Regions from separate parts of the Homo sapiens genome. Here region 2 is linked to region 1. A link is an interaction called in ENCODE POLR2A ChIA-PET data of the cell type or tissue named here. Cell type or tissue: GM12878. All regions are shown on one strand.

Region 1 (5,000 bases):
TAAAAATACAAAAAATTAGCTGGGCATGGTGGCGGGTGCCTGTAATCCCAGCTACTCAGGAGGCTGAGGCAGGAGAATTGCTTGAACTTGGGAGGCAGAGGTTGTGGTGAGCCAGGATTACCCCACTGCACTCCAGCCTGGGCGATGGAGCGAGACTCTGTCTCAAAACAAACGTACAAAAAAGGAATGAAATACTGATATATGCTGCAATATGGATGAACCTTGAAAACATGCTAAATGAAAGAAGGCCACATATTTTATGAATCCATTTATATGAATTGCCCAGAATCGGAAAATCTGTGGAGACAGGAAATAGATTAGCGGTTGCCAGGGAGGAGGAGGGAGGATGGAGAGTGACTGCTCACAGGTACACGGATTGTTTGGGGTGATTTGGGAACTAGATGGTGGTGATGGTTGTACAACATTGTGAATGTACCGAAAACCACTGAATTATATACATTTTTAAATGGCTAAAATAGTGATTTATATATTGTATGAATTTTACCTCCGTAAAAATGGAAAAAAATCTAAAGTTATAATGACCGAATGAGACATACTGATTTTGTAACAAAAAGGCAAAAACAGAGCCGGTTACATTAGCACATGCTTGTAATCCCAGCTACTCAAAAGGCTGAGGCAGAAGGATCGCTTGAGCCCAGGAGTTCAAGTCCAGCCTGGGCAACATAGTGAGACCCCATTTATATTTAAATAAATAAAACCTTCTTTTTTTTTTTTTTTGAGACAGAGTCTCACTCTGTTGCCCAGGCTGGAGTGCAGTGGCACCATCTCCGCTCACTGCAACCTCTGGTTCCCAGGTTCAAGTGAGTATTGTGCCTCAGCCTCCCAAGTAAGTGGGACTATAGGCGTGCACCACCATGCCTGGCTAATTTTTCATATTTTTAGTAGAGATGGGGGTTTCACCATGTTGGCCAGGCTGGTCTCGAGCTCCTAAGCTCAGGCAACCGCTCACCTAAGCCTCCCAAATTGCTAGGATCACAGATGTGAGCCACCATGCCTAGCCAATAAAACATTTTTAAATAGCCAAAACACAGGCAGAGTGCGGTGGCTCACACCTATAATCCCAGCACTTTGGGAGGCCGAGGCAGGCAGATTTCTTGAGCCCAGGAGTTCGAGCCCAGCCTGGGCAACCTGGGCAACATAGGGAAACTCCATCTCTACAAAAAATGCAAAAATTAGCCAGGCGTGGTGGCATGTGCCCGTAGTCCCAACTACTTGGGAGGCTGAGGTGGGAGGATCGCTTGAGCCTGGGAGGCGGAGGTTGCAGTGAGCTGAGATCGCGCCATTGCACTCCAGCCTGGGTGACAGAGAGAGACCTTGTCTCTAAAAATTAACTAGTTAATTAATTAATGTTTGAAAAAAAGCCCAAACACAAACTTGGCATCTGGGGAGATGCAGAGTTGGGGGTGGGCAGTAATGACCTCTGCCTTTCAGAACTACTCCCGAGAACTTTCCCCTCCTCCCAAAGAAAAATAAGAAGAAACACCCGGTCTTGCCTTTCCAAGCTGCTGGACTGATTTGAATTCAAATTGACTGTGACCCTCCATTTGATCCCTATACTTCCACCTGCTCACCTGCCACCTGGGGTGGCCCAGCTCCTGGATATTCCACCAGAACGCCCAGCTGGGGTTGCTGTCCACACTCCTCAGGCAGAGACACTGTTGTCATGGACATGCAAAACCCATCTGGAATTGACTGCCTTGGGCATTCCCTCTGACAGCAAGGACTGAGCAGATCCGTTTGGACTGGTCTGGCAACTTTAGGGCTGGAGGCCCAGGCTGGAACACCACACTGGGGCCCCTGAACCTCTTATGAATGCACCTCCTGCCTGGGGTTCCCTAAAAACTGTAAACTCTCTGTCTCCAGGGGGCACCACGTGTGCCCTCTGGGATTGTACTTTTCTGTATTTTTTTTTTTTTTTTTTTTTGGAGACACCCAGGCTAGAGTCCAGTGGTATGATCTCAGCTCACTGCAGCTTCGAATTCCTGGCCTCAAGTGATCCTCCCACCTCAGCCTCCCAAGGAGCTGTGACTATAGGCGCACACCACCATGCCTTTTTTGCATCTTTTGTAGAGATGGGGTTTCTCTATGTTGCCCAGGCTGGTCTTGAACTCCTGGGCTCAAGTGATCTTCCCGCCTTACCCTCCCAAAGTACTGGGATTATAGGCATGAGCCACAGCACCTGGCCTGGGATTATATTTCGTGTGTGTGTTGTCCCCTGATTATTAGGACACTGTCTCAGCCCTGAACACTGTTCAGATCAGCTTCAACTTACTGGTCAGCTGTACTTGCTGTGCCTGAGTCAATGTCTTGAACCACATAAAACAATTCATACAGAAACAAGGAGGAAGCCACTTGGCTTTCGAAGATAGATCTCTGTGGTTAGCGGGATGTGCTTTTTTTTCTTTTTTCTTTTTCTTTTTTTGAGAAGGAGTTTCGCTCTTGTTGCCCAGGCTGGTGTTCAGTGGCGTGATCTAGGCTCACCGCAACCTCTGCTTCCCGGGTTCAAGCGACTCTCCTACCTCAGCCTCTCGAATAGCTGGGATTACAGGCATGCACCACCACGCCAGGCTAATTTTTTGTATTTTTAGTAGAGACGGGGTTTCTCCATGTTGGTTGGGCTGGTCTCGAACTCCCAACCTCAGGTGATCCACCTACCTTGGCCTCCCAAAGTGCTGGGATTACAGGAGTAGGCCACCTTGCCTGGCCAATTTTTGTATTTTCAGTAAAGACGGGTTTTTCACCATGTTTGCCAGGCTGGTCTTGAACTCCTGACCTCAAGTGATCCGCCCACCTCGGCAGCCTCAAGTGCTAAGATTACAGGCATGAACCACCACTCCTGGCCAGGCCAGTTTTACTTTGCACAGTGTCTCTCCATTTGCTTTTGTCTGATGTTTCTTTATAATTAGATTCAGATTATAACATCTTTGGCAAGAATATCACCAAAGAGACTTTTCTGTGTGTCCCCACTGCATTTTTCATGTGCTGCACAATTTCAATTTGTCCCAGTATTGATGACATTTCACCTTGATCACTTGATTTAAAGTGGTGTCAGCCAACCTTCACTGTCAAGTTACTTTCCTCTTTGTAATTAGTGTTTCATAAGTTCTTTAAAACACTGTAAATATCCCATTCTTCATCAACCTTTGGATTCATTCATTTATCTACATATATCAGTATTGACTTGTGGTTTCCTATTTTATTCAGTGGGCTACAATGTTACTCTCTGTATCCATTGGCTTGGGCTCCCGTAACAAAATTCACAGACTTGGGGGCTTCAACAACAGAAATTTACTTCTCACAGTTCTAGAAGCTGGAAGTCCAAGATCAAGGTGTTGGCATAGCCGGGCGTGGTGGCTCATGCCTGTAATCCCAACACTTTGAGAGGCGGAGGTGGGCGATCACTTGAGGTCAGGAGTTTGAGACTAGCCTGGCCAACATGGTGAAACCCCGACTCTACTAAAAATACAAAAAAATGAGATGGGCATGGTGGCTCATGCTGTAATCCCAGCTACTTGGGAGGCTGAGGCATGGGAATCACTTGAACCTGGAAGGCAGAAGTTGCAGTGAGCCAAGATCACGCCACTGTATTCCAGCCTCAGCCTGGAGGACACGAGACTCTGTCAAAAAAAAAAAAAAAAAAAGGTGTTGGCAGGTTGATGTCTTTTTTGGTTTTTGTTTCTTTTGAGTGTCATGCTCTATCACCCACGCTGGAGTGCACTGGTGCGACAATAGCTCACTGCGGCCTCAACCTCCCGGGCTCCCTGGGCTCAAGCCATCCTCCTGCCTCAGCCTCCCAGAGTAGCCGGGACTACAAGGCGTGCACCACCACGCCCGGCTAATTTTTAAAATTTTTTTGTAGAGATGGGATCTCTCTTTGTTGCCCGGGCTGGTCTAGAATTCCTGGGTTCAAGTGATCCTGCTACGTCAGCCATGAGCCACGGTGCCCAGCCTGGCAGGCTTGGTTTCTCTTAATGCCTCTCCTTGGCTTGCAGATGGCCACCTTCTGGCTGTGTCCTCTCTCTCATGGCCTTTCCTTTGTGGGCACACATCCTTGTTCTCTCCTTCTTCTTATAAAGACATAGCATAATTGGCCGGGTGCTGTGGCTCACGCCTGTAATCCCAGCATTTTGGGAGGCCAGGGTGGGCAGATCACCTGAGGTCAGGAGTTCAAGACCATCCTGGCCAACGTGGCAAAACCCTGTCTCTACTTAAAAAAACAAAAATTATCCAGGCATGGTGGCGCATGCCGGTAGCCCCAGCTACTCAGGGAGTGAGGTGGGAGGATCGTTTGAGCCCAAGAGGCGGAGGTTGCGGTGAGCCAAGATCAAACCACTGCACTCCAGCCTGGGTGATGGAGCTAGATTCCATCTCAGAAAAAAAAAAAAAAAAAACCCAAAGCATAATGGGGTAGGGCTCCACCCTCATGACCTCATGTGATCTTAATTACCTCTCTAAAGACGCTGTCTCTAAATACAGTCACTCTAGAGATTAGGATTCAACATATGAATCTGGGGACAGAGACACAATTCCGTTCATCACACTCTTCTTATTCATTTTGGTTCTAAAATTAGCCGGGAGTGGTGGCTCATGCGTCTAATCCCAGCAGTTTGGGAGGCCGAGGAGGGCAGATCACCTGAGGTCAGGAGTTCTAGACCAGCCTGGCAAAGATGGTGAAACCCTGTCTCTACAAAAATACAAAAATTAGCTGGGCATGATGGCGGATGCCTGTAATCCCAGCCACTCGGGAGGCTGAGGTGGGAGAATTGCTTGAACCCAGGAGGCGGAGGTTGCAGTGAGCCAAGATCGCGCTATTGTGCTCCAGCCTGGGTGACAGAGGGAGACTCCATCTCAAAAAAAAAAATAAATAAATAAATAAAATTGCCCCAGATTTGGCCATTGAGAGATCCTTCAGGCTGATTCCTATGTCATTTTAATATGCCCTCATCATTCCTCAAGCACTTCCTTACTTTTCCGGCACA
Region 2 (5,000 bases), 59 kb after region 1:
AGGGGATGCAGAACAGGACAGGGGCCAGGCGCGGTGGGAATGGCAACGCTTTGGGAGGCCAAGGCAGGAGGATCGCTTAAGCCCAAGGAGTTCAAGGCTGCAGTGAGCTATGATCGTGCCATTGCACTACAGCCTGCGTGACAGAGACCTTGTCTCAAAAAAAAAAAAAAATGGTGGGGTGCAGTAGCTCACGCCTGTAATCCCAGCATTTTGGGAGTCTATGGTGGGAGGATCGCTTGAGGCCAGGAGTTTGAGACCAGCCTGAACAACAAAGTGAGACTCTGTCTCTAAAAAATTTAAAAATTAGTCCAGGCGCAGTGGCTCACGCCTGTAATCCCAGCACTTTGGGAGGCCCGAGGGGGCAGATCACTTGAGGTCAGGAGTTCAAGACCAGCCTGACCAACATGGTGAAACCCCATCTCTACTAAAATACAAAATTAGCCAGGTGTGGTGGTGCACGCCTGTAATCCCAGCTACTTGGGAGGCTGAGGCAGGAAAATTGCTTGAACCTGGGAGGCGGAGGTTACAGTGGGCTGAGATCATGCCATTGCACTCCAGCCTGGGCAGCAAGATTGAAACTCCATCTCAAAAAAAAATTAAAAAATTAAATTAGCCAGGCGTGGTGGCATGCACCTGTGGTCCTAGCTACTCTGGAGGCTGATGTGGGAGGATCGCTTGAGCCCAGGAGTTTGAGGCTGCAGTGAGCTATGATGGAGCCACTGCACTCCAGCCTGGGCGACAGAGTGAGACCCTGTCTCTCACACACACAATGAAGAGCAGGACTGAAGGAGAAAGAGCAAGTAAGGGTGGCTGAAGAGAAGCTGAGTGGATGGGCACCGCTGAGAGTCACAGTTGTGGGGTAGGACCAGGAATACAGAATAATGGGAGGAGGAGTCGGTAGGAGAAACCAGGGAGGATTGGAGCACAAGAGGGAGAGGCTGGTGGACAGCACAAGCTGGCTGGTTGCGGGGTCTCTTCTGGGCAGGCTGGCAGGTGAACCATATGTTCAACTCTTGTTTTCCCACAGAGGGCTTCAGAGGCTGGGAGGTGGAGCATGGCGGGAACGGCTGGGCCATAGAAAAGAACCTAACACCGGTGCCTGGGGCTCCTTCGCAGACCTGCTTCGTGACCTCTTTCGAGTGAGTGGCCCAAGTGAGAGGCCCCGATCCCTGGGGCAAAGGCCCCAAAGAAAGGGACCCTACCCCCCACACTGTCCTCATCGTCACCTTCACCCTCTCCTTCCCCCATTTATTTATTCATTGATTCATTCCATCAATCAACAAATACTTGTTGAGGGTACTGTTTCATATGCCAGGGATACAAGGAAAGATCAGGAAGGTTAGCAACCACAGGCAGCAATGCTCTGTGCATCATCGCCTGCAGTTTGTGAGACAACAGCAAGACAGCTTTGATCTAAAGACAGGGTTTTGGGCCGGGCACGGTGGCTCTCGCCTGTAATCCCAGCACTTTGAGAGCCCGAGGTGGGCAGATCACTTTAGGTCAGGAGTGCGAGACCAGCCTGGCCAACAGGGGGAAACCCCGTCTCTACTAAAAAGACAAAAATTAGCTGGACGTGGAGGCTGAGGCAGGAGAATCGCTTGAACCCAGGAGGCAAATGTTGCAGTGAGCCGAGATTGCACCACTGCACTCCAGCCTGGGCGACAGAATGAGACTCTGTCTCAAAAAAAAAAAAAAAGGGAACATGGCAGATTAGCACCCAAGATGGAGTCGCTTTTGCCTCCACAAGGAGTTACTCTATACTAGACACTTTACATATAATTCTGGCAACAACCCTGTGACATAGATACTATTATTGCCCCCACTTTATAACAGGAAACTGAAGGCCGGGCACGGTGGCTCATAGCTGTAATCCCAGCACTTTGGGAGGCCGAAGTGGGAGGATCTCTTGAGCCCAGGAGTTTGAGGTTGCAGTGAGCCTAGGATCATGCCACTGCACTCCAGCCTGGCAACAGAATAAGACCTTGACTCAAAAGAAAAGAAAAAATGAGAATCTGTTCTCCATGGAATGATGGTGCCACCTCTACAGTTTATGAAGTTTCTGTGTATACCTACGTCTGTCCCTGGCACTCTGTTTTTTTTGTTTTTGTTTTTGTTTTTTGAGATAGAGTCTCATTTTGTTGCCCAGTCTAGAGTGCAGTGGCGCAATCTTGGCTCACTGCAGCCTCTGCCTCCCTGGGTTCCAATGATTCTCCTGCCTCAGCCTCCCGAATAGCTGTGACTACAGAGGTGCGCCACCATGCCTGGCTAATTTTTGTATTTTTTGTAGAGAAGAGGTTTCACCATATTGACCAGGCTCGTCTCTAACTCCCGACCTCCGGTGATCCGCCTGCCTCGGGCTCTCAAAGTGCTGGGATTACAGGTCTAAGCCACCGCGCTCAGCCGGTTCCTGGCACTTTGTTCTATTCCATTGCTCAACTTACCCATCCTTCCACCAATACTGCACAATTTATGTTATTATGGCACATTCTAGTTTGAGGAGAAGGACTGTTTACAAAGTTGTAGGCAGGAGCCCCTGAGCTAGTAACAGTTAGGAAAGGAACGTTACCACCCCTAGACTGCTAGAGGTGAGGGGAGGAAACAGTTACTGGAAAATGAGGAGAGAGTGCCATGGAGATTTGCTTTTTCCTTGGGGGACAAGGCAGTCCCTTGAGAAGGACCTAAGAGGATAAATACCCTGATTTTAGTCACCTCTTTCACTTCCATCCCCTGCCGGAGCATCCCATTGGCTGATCCAACAGGAAGCAATGGGTGACAGAGACAAGGCTGTCCAGCTTTAGACCCGGGGCCCTCACACTTTAGGAGGCCACAGAGCTCCCCGCTCACATGTCTAGTATGTGGCCTTCATTTGTAGTCATGTCCTGTCCCACAAAGATGAGGGTCAGGCTTTCATAGAGGTCAGCTGCCTGGAGCCCGCAGCAGGGTGGAGAATGGCAAAGGGACTCCAAGAGGCCAAGGAGAGATGTATAGCCCATCATGCATCTTCAGGTCTGCTAGAGCAAACCCTGAGGGCTGCTTTAGAGAGGGTTATCAAGGGAGACTTCTTGGAGGAGGTGGCTTCTGACTGTGACTTGAATGCCAGGACTGTTTGCCCTGCCCCCTGCCATCTCTCCTTCCCAGATGGTGCTCCAAGAGGCAGCTTGTGGACCTGGTGATGGAAGGGGTGTGGCAGGAGCTGCTGGACAGCGCCCAGATTGAGATCTGTGTGGCTGACTGGTGAGTGAGGAGCGGCACCCTGCCCCAGAGCAGCAGCAGGCTTGGCAGCGGCTCTGCAACAGGGGCTCATTTCCCGCCCCATCAACCCCACGGGTAGCGGCTGTCACTGTGCACCCTTTGTGATGAGGCTGAGAGGGGAAGTGATGCAGAGCCGGGGAAGGTAGAGCTTTGGAGAAGCCAGAGCCCCCACTCTGCACTCCTGCCCACCCTCATCCCAGCAGGCTGGGGTGGTCCACAGGGGGCCACTGACTGGCTTGATACCCCTCTGAAACGAGACACCTCCCCTGACCACCTTGTGGATGCCCAGGGTCTCTGAAGGGGTGGGAGCATGGTGCCCTGTGAGCTGAGGCTCAGGGAGCATAGTTGGGACAGGACTGGCTTCAGAGCCTACAGGCTTAGGATGAATGCCTTCTTCCCAAAACACCCAGGTTCTGCCCCAAAGCATTCCAGCTCCTCCTTCAGGCTGTGGCTCTTCCATAGAAAATCTGGTCTCTTCCCTGGGGCTCTGGCTCTTCCCTGAAGTCATCAGGCACCTGCCCTGCATTGTGGTTCTTCCCCAGAGCATCCTTTCCCGTCCCCCAACTACCTACCCAAAAGCCTCCAGAATCAACCGCAGGACCACCCAGGCTCCTCCCCCAGGACCACCCAGGCTCCTCCCCTGCTCTGGCTCCACCCCAGGACCACCCAGACTCCTCCCCCAGGCTCTGGCTCCACCCCAGGGTCACCCAGGCTTCTCCTCCAGGTTCTGGTTCCACCCCAGGACCACCCAGGCTCCTCCCCCAGGACCACCCAGGCCCCTCCCCCAGGCTCTGGTTCCACCCCAGGACCACCCAGGCTCCTCCCCCAGGACCACCCAGGCTCCTCCCCTGCTCTGGCTCCACCCCAGGACCACCCAGACTCCTCCCCCAGGACCACCCAGGCCCCTCCCCGAGGCTCTGGCTCCACCCCAGGACCACCCAGATTCCTCCCCCAGGACCACCCAGGCCCCTCCCCCAGGCTCTGGCTCCACTCCAGGACCACCCAGACTCCTCCCCCAGGACCACCCAGGACCCTCCCCCAGGCTCTGGCTCCACCCCAGGGTCACCCAGGCTCCTCCCCCAGGCTCTGGCTCCACCCCAGGACCACCCAGGCTCCTCCCCCAGGCTCTGGCTCCTCCCCAGGACCACCCAGGCTCCTCCGCCAGGCTCTGGTTCCACCCCAGAACCACCAAGGCTCCTCCCCTAGAGGTTCCCAGGCCAGGACGTCTCCAAATGTGGTCCAGATGTGCAGGACCTTCATCAAGATGGAGCCAGCCCTCAGCCTCCCGCCCCGAAACCCAGAGAGCTGGCTGGGTGACGGGGGCATAGAGGCTGACTGCTGCCTGGCAGGTGGGGCGCTCGAGAGAACTGCGGCTGCGTCTACCAGCTCCGGGTCCGCCTTCTGGATGTGTATGAAAAGGAAGTGGTCAAGTTCTCAGCCTCACCTGACCCGGTCCTTCAGTGGACTGAGAGGGGCTGCCGACAGGTGGGTCCAGACTAGCTTCCAGCTCCCCCCGACCCGCTAAAGGCACACACGCCCAGCCTCTCGTCTGCTCGGTTTCCCTTCTGTCACTCCTGGATATCTATAATCATAACAGCTAAGAAGTATCGAGCCCTTCTTACATCCCAAGCCCTGTGTCAAGACGCTTACATATCGATTCATTTCATTAGCAAAACCCCTTAATGTTCAACAAACACTGATTGAGCACCTACTGTGTGCTGGGCACCACTCTATGTGCTGGAAATGCA

The links. Peaks named below come from ENCODE experiments on the same cell type or tissue, not always from the same donor. Only the 100,000 strongest peaks of a DNase experiment are listed, where the experiment ranks them.
Region 2: POLR2A ChIA-PET joins it to region 1 with 8 read pairs; 4 of 35 experiments call an interaction of 5 or more read pairs at or near these places.

The regions. Positions count from the first base shown.
Region 1 is chr19:39,004,003-39,009,002 of GRCh38, reverse strand. It overlaps a transcript of FBXO27 not described here. Among named protein-coding and RNA genes, the nearest start is that of FBXO27, 26 kb to the left of the region's middle. RefSeq lists an enhancer at 2,354-2,523. In GM12878, no CTCF peak of the experiment used is centred here; a DNase peak (open chromatin) is centred at 2,352; H3K4me3 peaks cover 299 bases; H3K27ac peaks cover 968 bases.
Region 2 is chr19:38,944,706-38,949,705 of GRCh38, reverse strand. FBXO17 (F-box protein 17) reads left to right here. Exons shown (of 6, transcript NM_024907.7): 3 at 1,028-1,139; 4 at 3,139-3,234; 5 at 4,602-4,737. Among named protein-coding and RNA genes, the nearest start is that of MRPS12, 16 kb to the right of the region's middle. In GM12878, no CTCF peak of the experiment used is centred here; no DNase peak of the experiment used is centred here.